Linked DNA regions of Homo sapiens: region 1 is linked to region 2. A link is a contact called in ENCODE Hi-C or POLR2A ChIA-PET data. All regions are on one chromosome and are shown on one strand. The core of a region is the stretch at or near the end of the contact, and the rest is flanking DNA. Distances in the headings are between cores, read along the strand shown.

Region 1 (7,171 bases), core at 1,045-3,544, 99 kb after region 2:
AACTCTACATATAATTATAGTTGTGATCAATGTTGTGAAGAATTGCGGTGATAAGCAATTCTTATCTCTGAGGTCACCTGTTTCAAGTGACTGTCAGCCGCCGGCCACCAAATGCAAGCGTCTGTTCTCAGCCCTCGTCTTCCTTGGCCATCAGCAGCATTACCCCGGCTCCTTGAGTGACTTTCTTGCCTCGGCTTCCAGGCTGCCCGTTCGCCCACCTTTTCGGTTTCCTTTGCTAGGTCCCTCATCTTCCCCATCCTCTAAATGTTAGAGTGCCTGGAAGGCCCTTCCCTGTCCACTGTCACCCTCTAGGGCAAGCTTGTCCAACCCGCCTTAGTTTTTTGTTGTTCTGCTTTGTTGAGGCTTTTAGCAGTCTGAAGCTATGGTTTTTGTTTTCTGTATCTAGAAGCGGAAAAGAGGGATGAGGAAGGGGCTTTACTGGCCCAATCAGAAACAGAAACTAAGAACCCATGACTGTATTCTCTCTCTTGGACACCCCTGGGGCATCTCAGCTGGACTCGAAGCTTCAGCGGTCAGGCTGCCGCCCTGTCTCCAGTTGGGACCTACCTCCTGCCCAAAAATGACCATTTAAAAAGTAAAAGTGATGCTTTGTAATTTGAGCAGGTGTCAGAGGCTCAGGGCTGAAAATACGTGGGGATGCTTTACAACAGACTCGGTAACTCTTTCCGACATAACACTGTGTACATAGGCTGTAGGGATTGACGTCGTTGTTGGAAATGAGGTTGAGCGGAAAGTTAATGTCCTGGTTGGACTCTGAGGGTGCTGCTGATTGTTGGAAAGATAGCCGCAGGGAGGATAGGCTTGTAGGTTTCAGTGTCCTGGATGAAACCCTGTCATGTGAGCACCGATGAGTACATGGCCTGTTGTGTTAGCATTTGTATAGCCTGGAATGTCTTGGGCGGCCTTCTGGAATTTCAAGTCAGCTCTTAGATTTTAAAGCAAGAATCCCAGAAGAAGGCAGATCCAGGACAGTGACATTTTCTCTCCTCACCTCTGAGAAGTCTGGGGTACTCCAAAAGTCTCAAAACATTGTAGATTGCAGCAAGGATAGGTCTTGGTGGTCAGTGGAAGTAATTGGCTGCTGGCCTACAGGCAAATTCTAAAATAACAAGAAAAAACTTCACTTTCATTATCCCTTACGCCTTTGCAAAATGGGTTTGAAAGAGCTTACAGAAGTGAACAGGTCCCGGTCCCAGGTTAGACGGAATAAGCACATTCCACCCGGTGTCACCCAATGAATGCAGATATAAAACCTGAACAGAAAGCATGGAGCAGCTATTTGAGATTCTGGAAAGTAAACAGTGGCAGGTGAGTTGGGGAAGAAGACCAGAATTTGAAGTACCACTGGATTGGTACTGAGTTTACCAATTTTTTTTTCCCTTCCAATATTTCTCAGCCTGAACTCAGGCAGACCCAAACCCAGGAATAGGTCTTAATGTGGACAGAGAGCACCAGGAGAAGCTCTGTACTTCTGACTTGGCGAATGGGTCTCTAACACTTAGAATGAAGAAACCCCATTTTTTAGTTTTATTTATTTATTTATATTTATATTTTATTTTGAGACAGAGTCTCACTCTGTCACCCAGGCTGAAGTGCAGTGGCGCAATCTTGGCTTACTGCAACCTCCACCTCCTGGGTTCAAGTGATTCTCCTGCCTCAGCCTCCTGAGTAGCTGGGACTACAGGCGTGCACCACCACCCCCGGCTCATTTTTATATTTTTAGTAGAAATGGGGTTTCATCATGTTGGCCAGGCTGGTCTCGAACTCCTGACCTCAGGTGATCCACCTGCCTTGGCCTCCCAGAGTGCTGGGATTACAGACATGAGCCGCTGGGATTACAGACATGAGCCGCTGCGCCCAGGCCTAGTTTTATTTTTTACTCTGTCCTCTTGCACCCCAGCCCTCAGGCATTCTTATGAGAGCAGCAGCTGATGGGAGCCTGAGACTCCCAGAAAAGGGGAGCTGATTAGAAGAATTTTGTTTCCAAGGGGTAAAGTGTGAACCCCCCGATGCTTTATTCTCTCTCTCTCCCCATTACCTGGCCCAGATATGGATGCAGTTGTGGGAAGCGTGTGGCTAGAGAACCAGAAAAGGGGAGACCCAGGAAACTAGAAAGTACTGGGGGGATTGCAGAGAGGAGGAGCTCAGGAAGGTAACCCTTTAAGGTGTTAATGAACTCCCAGACTTCTCGTCATGTTGTGGGTACCCAGATCTGACGCTGAGTAGCTTACGTAGACTTGGAGAACTCATCTCTGGGATAGACCACCATGCAGTTCCCTAACTGGCCACTGGATGGTGCACAGGCAGGATGGATCCAAAAAGCGCTTCAAAGGCTTTGAAAACAGCTGACTTGGGAACCACAACTCACAGAAGGCTGGCTGGAACTTGTGTGTGGAATCTAACTGCATAAATTGCTTACTAAGATAAAAACGTCAACATTCTCCCAAGGGTTGAGAGAAAATTCAGAGTTTCTTAACACAATATTGAAAATGTCTAGAATGCAGTTCAAAATTAATTGGCTTAAGAACTAGAATCATCTTTAAAAAAAAAAAATTTCCTCTGAATCAGAATAGGTTCAGATAGGATCGTCTTTTTTTGTGTGTCTGTTTTGTTTGTTTGTTTGTTTTTGTTTTGTTTTGTTTTGTTTGAGATGGAGTCTTGCTCTGTTGCCCAGGCTGGAGTGCAGTGGTGTGATCTCAGCTCACTGCAACCTCTGCCACCCAGGTTCAAGTGATTCTCCTGCCTCAGCTTCCCAAGCAGCTGGGATTACAGGCGCCCGTCACCATGCCTGGCTAACTTGTTTGTATTTTTAGTAGAGACAGGGTTTCACTATGTTGGCCAGGCTGGTTTTGAACTCCTGACCTCAAGAGATCCGCCCATCTTGGCCTCCCAAAGTGCTAGGATTACAGGCATGAGCCGCCGCGCCCGGCCTGTTTTTTGTTTTTGAGATAGGGTCTTGCTCTGTCCCCCAGGCTGGAGTGCAGTGGCGCATCTCAGCTCACTGCAACATCTGCCTCCCAGGCTCAAGCGATCCTCCCATCTCAGCCTCGTGAGTAACCGGGACTACAGGCACGTGACACCACACCTGGCTAATTTTGTATATTTTTTGTAGAGACAAGGTTTTGCCATGTTGCCCAGGCTGGTCTTGAACTCCTGGATTCAAGTGATCTGCCTGCCTCAGCCTCCCCAAAGTGCTGGGATTACAGGTGTGAGCCACTGCGCCTGGCCAGGATCATCTTTTAATAATCAAGACACCACTGCCGAGATAACACAGATGTTGGAATTATTCAATAGACTTTAAAGCAGTCATTATAAAAATGCTCCAACAAGTAAGGGTGCACACTTCTGAGATGGGAAAATAGAAAGTATCAGTAAAGGAAAAGAAACTATAAAAAGAATTAAGTGGAAATTTTGTAACTGAAAAATACACTAACTGAAATAAACTAACCAGACAGGCTCAATAGCAGAATGGAGATGGTAGAGGAAAGAGTGAAGGAATTTTAAGATCAATAGAAATTATCCAATCCAGGCTGGGAGTGGTGGCTCACACCTGTAATCCCAGCACTTTGGGAGGCTGAGGCGGGTGGATCACCTGAGCTCAGGAGTTCGAGACCAGCCTGGCCAATGTGGCGAAACCCCATCTCTACTAAAAATACAAAAATTAACCAGGTGTGGTGGCAGGTGCCTGTAATCCCAGCTACTTGGGAGGCTGAGACAGGAGAATCACTTGAACCCAGGAGCCGGAGGTTGCAGTGAGCCGAGATCGTGCCACTGCACTCCATTCTGGGTGACAGAGCACTCTGTCTCAAAACAAAACAAAAAACAGAAATTATCCAGTCTGCATAGTACAGAGAAAAAAATGAGTTTAAAAAATGAACAGAGCCTTAGGAACATGTGGGGCAGTACTAAAAAGTATAACACTGTCACTGGAGTGTCAGAAGGAGAGGAGAAACAATATGATGCAGACAACTATTGGAGTAAATGATGGCTGAATATCTCCCACATTTAGCAAAAGATAGAAACCTATAGATTCAGGAAATTCAGTGGCCGCCAAACAAAATAAACTCTAAAAAGTAAGAAGTCCATGTCCAGATACATCATAACCAAATTGCTGAAAATAAAGACAAAAAAATCATATAAGCAACCAGAGAAGAACAATGTCATACTTATTGGGGAATAACAATTTGACTGAATTTCTCATCAGAAACCGTGGAGGCCAGAAAAAGTAAAACGATATTGTTAGAGCGCCGAAAAGAACTGTCAACCCAAATTCTGTATCCAGCAAAAATGCCCTTCAGGAATGAAAGTGAAATAAAGATATTCTCAGGTGATGAAAAACGAAGAATTTGTTGCCAGCAGCAGACTTGCTGAAAGAAGTTGTTCAGATAGAAGGGCCTGTATGCTAGGAGGAGACTTGGAACATCAGGAAAGAAGGGGAGCAGAAATTGTCAGGATCTGGATAAATACAGTAGACTATTTTCCTTTTGTTTTAACTGAAAGCAAGTAGATGTTGCCTTTAAATATACAATAACAATGTGCTATAACACGATTAGAGTAGAAAGAGCAATAAACAATTTGCCGTATAATTATAATGCAAAGTTGGTGACTTAAAACACCATAAATATAAAGACATTCACAAAACCACAGTTGAATATACATAACTCTCATTTCCTGGGAAACACAATTTTAAATAAATAGTTGAGTTCCCCAATGGACTATCAATCCCGGAGAAGAAAATCAGGGCGCTCCCTCCTCTCCCTCTCCCTCCTCTCCCTCTCCCTCCTCTCCCTCTCCCTCTCCCTCTCCCCACTGTCTCCCTCTCCCCACGGTCTCCCTCTCCCCACGGTCTCCCTCTCCCTCTCTTTCCACGGTCTCCCCCTGATGCCGAGCCAAAGCTGGACTGTACTGCTGCCATCTCGGCTCACTGCAACCTCCCTGCCTGATTCTCCTGCCTCAGCCTGCCGAGTGCCTGCGATTGCAGGTGCGCGCCGCCACGCCTGACTGGTTTTCGTATTTTTTTGGTGGAGACGGGGTTTCGCTGTGTTGGCCGGGCTGGTCTCCAGCTCCTAACCGCGAGTGATCCGCCAGCCTCGGCCTCCCGAGGTGCCGGGATGGCAGACGGAGTCGCGTTCGCTCAGTGCTCAATGGTGCCCAGGCTGGAGTGCAGTGGCGTGATCTCGGCTCGCTACAACCTCCACCTCCCAGCTGCCTGCCTTGGCCCCGCAAAGTGCCGAGATTGCAGCCTCTGCCCGGCCGCCACCCCGTCTGGGAAGTGAGGAGCGTCTCTGCCTGGCCGCCCATCGTCTGGGATGTGAGGAGCCTCTCTGCCTGGCTACCCAGTCTGGAAAGTGAGGAGCGTCTCTGCCCGGCCGCCATCCCATCTAGGAAGTGAGGAGCGTCTCTGCCAGGCCGCCATCCCATCTAGGAAGTGAGGAGCGTCTCTGCCAGGCCGCCATCCCATCTAGGAAGTGAGGAGCGTCTCTGCCAGGCCGCCATCCCATCTAGGAAGTGAGGAGCGTCTCTGCCAGGCCGCCATCCCATCTAGGAAGTGAGGAGCGTCTCTGCCCGGCCGCCCATCGTCTGAGATGTGGGGAGCGCCTCTGCCCTGCCGCCCCGTCTGGGATGTGAGGAGCGTCTCTGCCCGGCCGCCCCGTCTGAGAAGTGAGGAGACCCTCTGCCTGGCAACCGCCCCGTCTGAGAAGTGAGGAGCCCCTCCGCCCGGCAGCCACTCCGTCTGGGACGTGAGGAGCGACTCCGCCCGGCAGCCACCCCGTCTGGGAGGGAGGTGGGGGTCAGCCCCCCGCCTGGCCAGCCGCCCCATCCGGGAGGGAGGTGGGGGGGTCAGCCCCCCGCCCGGCTAGCCGCCCCGTCCGGGAGGTGAGGGGCGCCTCTGCCCGGCCGCCCCTACTGGGAAGTGAGGAGCCCCTCTGCCCGGCCACCACCCCGTCTGGGAGGTGTACTCAACAGCTCATTGAGAACGGGCCATGATGACAATGGCGGTTTTGTGGAATAGAAAGGGGGGAAAGGTGGGGAAAAGATTGAGAAATCGGATGGTTGCTGTGTCTGTGTAGAAAGAGGTAGACATGGGAGACTTCTCATTTTGTTCTGTACTAAGGAAAATTCTTCTGCCTTGGGATCCTGTTGATCTGTGACCTTACCCCCAACCCTGTGCTCTCTGAAACATGTGCTGTGTCCACTCAGGGTTGAATGGATTAAGGGCGGTGCAAGATGTGCTTTGTTAAACAGATGCTTGAAGGCAGCATGCTCGTTAAGAGTCATCACCACTCCCTAATCTCAAGTACCCAGGGACACAAACACTGCGGAAGGCCGCAGGGTCCTCTGCATAGGAAAACCAGAGACCTTTGTTCACTTGTTTATCTGCTGACCTTCCCTCCACTATTGTCCCGTGATCCTGCCAAATCCCCCTCTGCGAGAAACACCCAAGAATGATCAATTAAAAAAAAAAAAAAAAAAGAAAAGAAAATCAGGGCACATAATAAATTATCATGAAAAGAATCTAGAAAATGAAATGACGTGTGCATGGGGTTCTTATTCCTATTGAGATTGATTTGGGGAACGTTTTCAAATCAGTAGACTGTTTTCTTAATGAGTTATTTAAAAATATGTTTGAAAGCAAAAATGATAATGTCTGGCGTTTGCAGTGTATGTAGATGTTAATATGTAGGACAAGTGAAATACAAAAGGGGACAAGGTGTGGTGATGAAGTTTCTGCATTCCACTTGAAGTAGTAAAATACTGATTCTAAGTAGATTGTGAAAAGTTAATATGTATATTGTAATCCTTAGACCAACCACTAAACTATACAAAGAGATGGCAAAAAACATAATAGAGAAATCAAAATGGAGTTCTAAAAAAAGTTCAAAAAGCTTGAATCAAGACAGGAAAGAAGACATGGAGGAAGAAAAAAAGAGAAAACAAATGAGATGGTAGACCTAAATTCAAACATATCAACAACTACATTAAATGTAAATGATCTGAACACAGCAGTTGTGTGTCTCAATACTCAGTTCTGACAGATTGTCAGAATGGGTTAAAAAAATGGGCTGGGTGTGTTGGCTTGCACCTGTAATCCCAGCACTTTGGGAGGCCGAGGCAGACGATTACTTGAAGCCAGGAGTTCCAGACCAGC
Region 2 (6,634 bases), core at 2,159-4,658:
GATGTTGTTTAGAACAATTCTAGTAACAGAGTGGAAATGGAATTGAAAAACTGAAGGCTATTGGCCAGGGTTTTAAGCCCTTGCAGTAGTTTGGGAGGCATACGCTAAAGGTCTGGACTGAGGCAATCAAAGCGGGGACAGAGAAAAGGAAACAGGACCGAGAGGTTTTGTAGAGGAGGAGTTTGTTGGATTACTTTCTATGAGGAGTAGTTATGGGAGTCTAGGTAGAGAGGGAGACAGGAGTGGGCGCTGATGCGGTGAGGAAGATTTTAGTTTAGGGTATTTTTTGAATGAGCAGTCTGTGAGGCCTTCCAGGTAGACACCCAGAAGTTGTTAAGAAACCCTGAATTGAAATTTTGGGAGAAGTAGGAACTAAGGATGCAACCAGAATTGATTAGCTCAAGAAGTTCAGCTTGTCCAGATTGTGGTCTCCTGGGCTTCTATTGGCTACCACATTTATTTAACACCAGTCTCCTGTCAGAGTCCCGAAGGGGTTATGCAAATCTCTTGCATTTAAATTTACGGGTTCACGTGTTTGTCACATCCCCTCAGCTAATTTGTAGTTAGTGTGGAGCCAAGTGACTTCTCTCTCACTAGCCACGATGCCCTGCACACGCCTGTGTTGTCCTCGGAAAGCCTCCCTGGCATCCCTCGGCAGCATGGGCTATAGCTGATGGGATGGAAGGCCAGCTTGGCCAGGTTGACTCTTTAGGAGTGGAGCGTTTGCTGTTCTCTGGTCTGTAGCCACAGACAGCTTCCCAGGACCCTGCCTTCCTCCTTCCCAGAGGTTCATCTGGGTCATAAGGAGAGCGTAGAGCTGAGTCTTCACTGTTAGCGTCTTCGTTGATTGAACAGCGTTTATTGAAGGCCCGTTGCTGCTGCCGCCCTACCATTAGCTCATATCTGGACAGCCTTGGTTGCGTGCAAGGTGCTCTCAAGCTTTTCTTTTACATAATTCCCACAAGAACCTTAGGAGATGCCCCCCGCTAGTTTTCAGATGAGGAAGCTGAGTCTCAAGTTTAGTACTGTAATTTGCCCGAAATCACACAGTTAACTATTAAGCATGGGCTAGAATGTAGGTTGTGATTCTTGTGGTCCAGAAGTTTTGCCCTCTACAGCAGCTGCCTGCACTTGGTACCAAGGTAGATGCCAGGGCAGTAGGAGTAGGACACACAGAGCTTCCCTTCATGTGTGTCCAGTCTGGTAAACTGGGCAAGTACAAGACACAGACACAGTTAATGGAATGAAGGTGGGATGTGGCCACAGCTGTGCCACAGAGGACCTCTCAGGAAGAGCTAGGAGGGAGAGGAGGATGCCACCTTGTGGAAAAGAACCAATTCCTTGCAGTGGCATAGGATGATTTTGAGACACAGAGTTCATGTTTCTTTAGTAAAGGGCAACCTTAGCACCCTTAGTCCAGTTTTCTGTCATTAGTTAGTAAAGAATCCAGTTTCACCTCTTAGCTCTAGGTTCCTGGTTATCTGTACAGTCTCTTAGTGGATACTGGTGTTTGTACATAATATTTTTGTTTTTACAGTGAAGTGGTATATAGAGAAACTCTCAGTGCATAAATACTGGTAATTATTTCTTTTGAATGACCTTTAGCTCACACTGTGAGTTAAGTCCCTGCATATTTGCCCTGTAGCATCATGAAGCATCCTTCTTTAGCTTATGTGGGTTGGGGCATTTAGTCTCAGAAGGATAGCCAAGAAAACAGGTAGTCACTTACCTACTCAGCAGAAGTGGCTGGGGACTCCTAATGCTTCTAATATTGGATATGATTCATCACAAGCAGTTGCTGCTCTGAGCCAGGGGCTGACCTGGGAGCTCACAGCATCTCTGGAAAGGAAGAGTAGCATTGTCCCCTTTACAGTAAGGCGAGGAAACAGGCTCAGAAAAGAGGCAGCTTGTTCAGGTAACCATATAAGAAAGCCCCAGCTTTGTGCAGTCTGCCCCCTGCTGGCCTTGCTGCGCATTCATATGTGCATCCCTTCAGCACTTGGGTTAGGCACTGTTCTAGACTTGGGAATGCATAGGCAAACAGATCGTGTCCCTGTCCTCCCCCTGCTCAGGTACCTTCTCAACAGGGACTTGAGGAAATAGGGCACAGACCATGTGACAGCTGGGGCTGCCTGCAGGGAGAGGTGCCAGGCAGCAGTGGCTTGTGCAGGGACAGGAATGCATTGGGTATGCCCCCAACATGACTGGCAAAGAAGGGATGGCATGGGAGTGTGGTGGGGATGAGGCCAGCCAGGCAGCTGGGAGCCAGACCACAGAGGGCCTTGTAGACTCTGTGCACCAGGAGTGCCGTCCCAAACAGCAGTCTCCACAGCTCACGCCCCTGGATTTTCAGTGCTTTCAAGACTCGAGTAATGTAAGCGTCTGGATGATTTTAGCATTAAAGACAGAGAGTCCTGCAGGGAAGCAGTACAGACAGGTGGTGAAAGGCCCAGGATTGAGAACTGTATTGGAATCCAGAGCTTCTTTCCCCAGCTATTAGGCTTTGGGTGCTGACTGAGCCTTTCTGTGCCTCTGTAGTCTGTATGTATAAAAGGAGGCTAGAAGAATGCCCTCATTGTAAGGTAAAGTGCCTAGAACAGTGGCTGGCATGTCATAGCCCGAAACAGGGTGGTGGTCAACTTGAGCATCATGAAGACTATCAGCAGCAGTTCAGCATCACCTTTTCCAAATACCCTGTGGCACAATAAAACCCTCTTGTATGTACAGAATTCCTAAAGCAGGAAGAGAAAATGAAGGAGTGGGGTGTGGAGATGGGCCTGCCTGCCTCTGAGCTATCCTTGTCAAGGAAACCATGTCCTATCCACTCCATGCCCCTCAGCCAGTATAAGTGGTGGCCATATGGAGTGGGCCATGGAGTGAGAAGTCAGCCAAGGAAAAGATGCCTCCTTAGGAGAGATGAAGCCAGGGTTCCTCCCAGCCTCAGCAGAGGACACATGGCATCCTCCCCAGCCGCCCTAGGGCAACCACGCCTCCAAGCCTATGGCTTTGATAAGCAGCGGTCATGGGTGCAATGTGTGTGCCCGGCACTGTGCTTGAGGCTTCACCTCTTTGAATTTGCACAGAAATGTAGGAGGGAAAATGGTGATGTTCTCATCTTAGAGATGAGGATACTAGGGCTCAAAGAGGTTAAATAATTTGTGCAAAGTTACATCACAAGTAAATAGCATGACCTGGAATTGACTGAAGTCTGTCTAATCCCAGAGCCTGGGGTATTCTCATGAACCTCAACTAGTAACTTGGAGTTCTTGGAGCCGTCAGAGAGAACAGCTGTGGAGAGTCTTCCATGTGGCCAGTGCAGCTGCAGGAAGCAGCCCAGCAGGGCCCAGATGGTCTTACCCTTGGCACAGCCTCGCTACTCTGTGCCAAGGTAGAAGGGCGCAGCAGTCACTTGCTCCAGCCTTGTCCTTTGGGGTGTTGTGCAAGGGGCAGGCATGTCATCTCGTCAAACTACCTTGTGGCAACTCTGTGGCAGGGGATGGGGGGTGTGATCTGGTTTTGAGGAAGTAGATGCTCAAGGGTGTTAAAGGACTTAATGCACCATGAATGTCAATGCCAGAGTCCAAAACCCTGGCCAAGTTCCTCCTTTTACTCTGCACTGTGCCTCTGCCCCAGCTATGTTTCTCATGGAGGTAAGGGGAGTAAGAGGCTGTTCTGGATGAAGACCAGCAGTTCTCAGTGCATTAGAATTGCCTGGGAGCAAATCTGCTTTTCAGAAAGTGCCCAGCCCCTGCCCAGGACAGTTCATTTGGAATCTCTGGCAGGAGTCTAAGCCTCTCTAAAGCCCCCAGATGATGAGAATATGCAGCCAGGGTTGAGAACTACTGGGCTCGTTGGATTTGTTTGATATCTTCTCATCCCAGTTTTTTTCCCATTTTGTGGGGCCATTTGCCTGATGGAATCGCTAGCACCATTTCTTTTTCCTATTCATAGATGTGATACATGGTTCAGTATGTTGTTGAGGAAGAACACACAAGGACGTGACCCTGTGTCGTTTCTCCATTGCGTTCCCTTCTGTCTGAGCTTCCTTTGTTCCTCTGTCCTATGAACGTGCTATGATGCACCATCTGTCTCCTCCATCCATTTGTTGTGGAGAGCATGGGCCCTGTGGGTCTCTCTGTCGTGTGTTCCCAGGGCCGATCACATTACAGGTGTGAATAGAAGCTTGTCCAATGAGTGCCTCCTGGTAGAATAACAGGAGTGTATGGTTATGCTGGCCTATTTCTTTTTTTAACTCACCAAACCAAGAATTTTTTGTCAGCATAGCGTTTTTTTTCTCTTACACACCTGCCTGGCTGTGCTTTTAGTGACGACTTAAAACCTCCGAAGGGTTGGGAGACCTAACTGATGTAGCTTTTTAGTGAAAAATGAAACAAGAATGTATGTTTCATAACTGTGTCTTAATGGAATTTCCCCCTTTCCCTCTTTTCCCTTCTCCATTCCAAATGATTAAGAATGTTACACAAATGCCAAGGGAGAGAGTGGTTTAGAAGAATATCCAGATGCTAAAGAGACACCCAGTAATGAAGAGCGCCTGTTAGATTTTAATAGGGTAAGTGGACTGTCCTCCTCCTCGTCATTAACTTACAAACAGCCACCACCTCCAGTTGTCACTGTAGTCAAAAACCTGGGAGTCATGTGAGTGGACCCCACCTCTCCCAGGAACCAGCCAGGCCTGTGGGTGCAGACTTCCTGTTCTCTGGCCTTTGTTCTGAGTCTGCATTCTCCCCCGCTTCCAAACCCCCTTGACTGTTGACTGCCAGTGCTTCCTGAAGAATCCCCAGCTCTCTCCCCAGTCTTGGCTCTACACTACTGCCCGAGGGCATTGCATTACAAATGCAGAGCTGACCCTGTTGCTCCTTGGGTGGGCACACTTTTCATCTTTTTTTTTTTTGTTTACCTAATAAGTGGGAGACCTAGCCTTGTCCTCTTTGAAAGTGCACCCTGAGGCAGCCTTGCCAGTGTGCTTGTTGCCGCTGTCCCGGCTTCTGCAGAACGATCCCGCCCTTTCCGTGTCCTCCTGCACTCTGTGCACGACTCTTCTTGCTGTAGCCAGAGCATGTACTTGCGTTCCGTTTCTGCATGTCTGCCTCTTCCACAAGCCTGTGGGCACCACGAAGGCGGGAGCGGGGCCTCCGCCTGGTTTAGTCTCGTCTTAGACCTTCCCCGGTTAAGAGGCAGGCAGGCAAATGAACCTAAGGAAAATTCTTTTTATTTGGTGTGAATTGTCAGTGTATTAGGGTTCTCCAGAGGGACAGAACTAATGGAATAGGTATATATATACACAAAGGGGAGTTTATTAAGTATTAACTCACACGATCACAAGGTCCCACAATAGGCCATCTGCAAGCTGAGGAGGAAGGAGAGCCAGTCCCAGTCCCAGTCCCAAAACTGAAGAACTTGGAGTCCGATGTTCGAGGGCAGGAAGCATCCAGCATGGGAGAAGATGTAGGCTGGGAGGCTAGGCCAGTCTAGTCTTTTCACATTTTTCTGCCTGCTTTATATTCTAGCCACGCTGGCAGCTGACTAGATGGTGCCCACCCAGATGAAGGGTGGGTCTGCCTTTCCCAGCCCACTGGATCAAATGTTAATCTCCTTTGGCAACACCCCCACAGACACACCCAGGATCAGTACTTTGCATCCTTTAATCCAATCAAGTTGACACTCAGTATTAACCATAACAAGTCCACCCCTTGTCAATTTGAACCCATACACATCTCCTGAAATTATATGTAATCTTCAAATAAAGACAATAAGGTCATAATTATACCTAACATAATACAGCTATGCTTCATACAACCGGAAAAGCACCAATCCCAAACCCAAGTACTATTACATAGAGTTAACAATACTTAAATGCTGATATGAAGTCAATAAATCTTATGTCAGCCGGGCGCTGTGGCTCACGCTTGTAATCCCATCATTTTGGAAGGCCAAGGTGGGCAGATCACCTGAGGTCAGGAGTTCAAGACCAGCCTGGCCAACATGGCGAAACCCCATCTCTACTAAAAATACAAAAATTAGCCGGGCGTGATGGTGCACCCCTGTAATCCCAGCTACTTGGGAGGCTGAAGCTGGAGAATTGCTTGAACCCAGGAGGTAGAGATTGCAGTGAGCTGAGATCGCACCACTGCACTCCAGCCTGGGTGACAGAGCAAAACTCCATCATTCATTCATACATACATACATACATACATACATACATACATAAATATATACATACATAAATCTTGTGTCACATGATAAAGGACAAAAAATAAAATGAGATTTTCTTAGTACAAGTGTATACATGCACAAACGTGTTTTTAACGAAGGAGGAAATACTCCTCAAGACAATTACAGTCCTGGTTTCTGCACCTGGTCACATGGTCGTAGCTGGTATTGATGACTACCTTCTTCTACTACCCATTCTGTATTCCCTTTGCCTTCAGCAAGCACCTCAGCAGGTTGTGGTTTTTTCCCGGTGGAGTGACCTAAACCTTCATTCCTAAAGAGTCTGAGCCATTTGTATCCTGTCTGGACTGGGCTGTTGTAGTTTCCCGTTAACTTGAATCACACGGCATGTGATCAAGTTGACACTCAGTATTAACCATCTGTCAGTGTCCATTCAAGTCCT

What was found. A loop is a pair of places that touch in the nucleus more often than their neighbours do. ChIA-PET counts read pairs that join two places held with the same protein, here RNA polymerase II (POLR2A). Pooled maps may share reads with other maps.
Region 1: a pooled map shows a loop between it and region 2 (2.3-fold over the local background). The contact joins two enhancer-like sites. A Hi-C loop is called at or near these places in 5 of 50 pooled maps. POLR2A ChIA-PET finds 5 or more read pairs at or near these places in 5 of 52 experiments (B cell, CD4-positive, alpha-beta T cell, H1 and 2 more).

What each region holds. Positions count from the first base shown.
Region 1 is chr4:6,972,262-6,979,432 of GRCh38, forward strand. All of the region lies in intron 3 of TBC1D14 (TBC1 domain family member 14), which reads left to right. Among named protein-coding and RNA genes, the nearest start is that of TBC1D14, 66 kb to the left of the region's middle. RefSeq lists enhancers at 432-1,069, 1,070-1,708 and a silencer at 681-975. Within about 2 kb of position 2,295, at least 2 of the 41 ENCODE cell types and tissues checked have a DNase peak (open chromatin) inside an H3K27ac peak, as active enhancers do.
Region 2 is chr4:6,872,188-6,878,821 of GRCh38, forward strand. KIAA0232 reads left to right here. Exons shown (of 10, transcript NM_014743.3): 9 at 4,473-4,570. Among named protein-coding and RNA genes, the nearest start is that of TBC1D14, 34 kb to the right of the region's middle. RefSeq lists a silencer at 1,872-2,031. Within about 2 kb of position 3,409, at least 8 of the 41 ENCODE cell types and tissues checked have a DNase peak (open chromatin) inside an H3K27ac peak, as active enhancers do.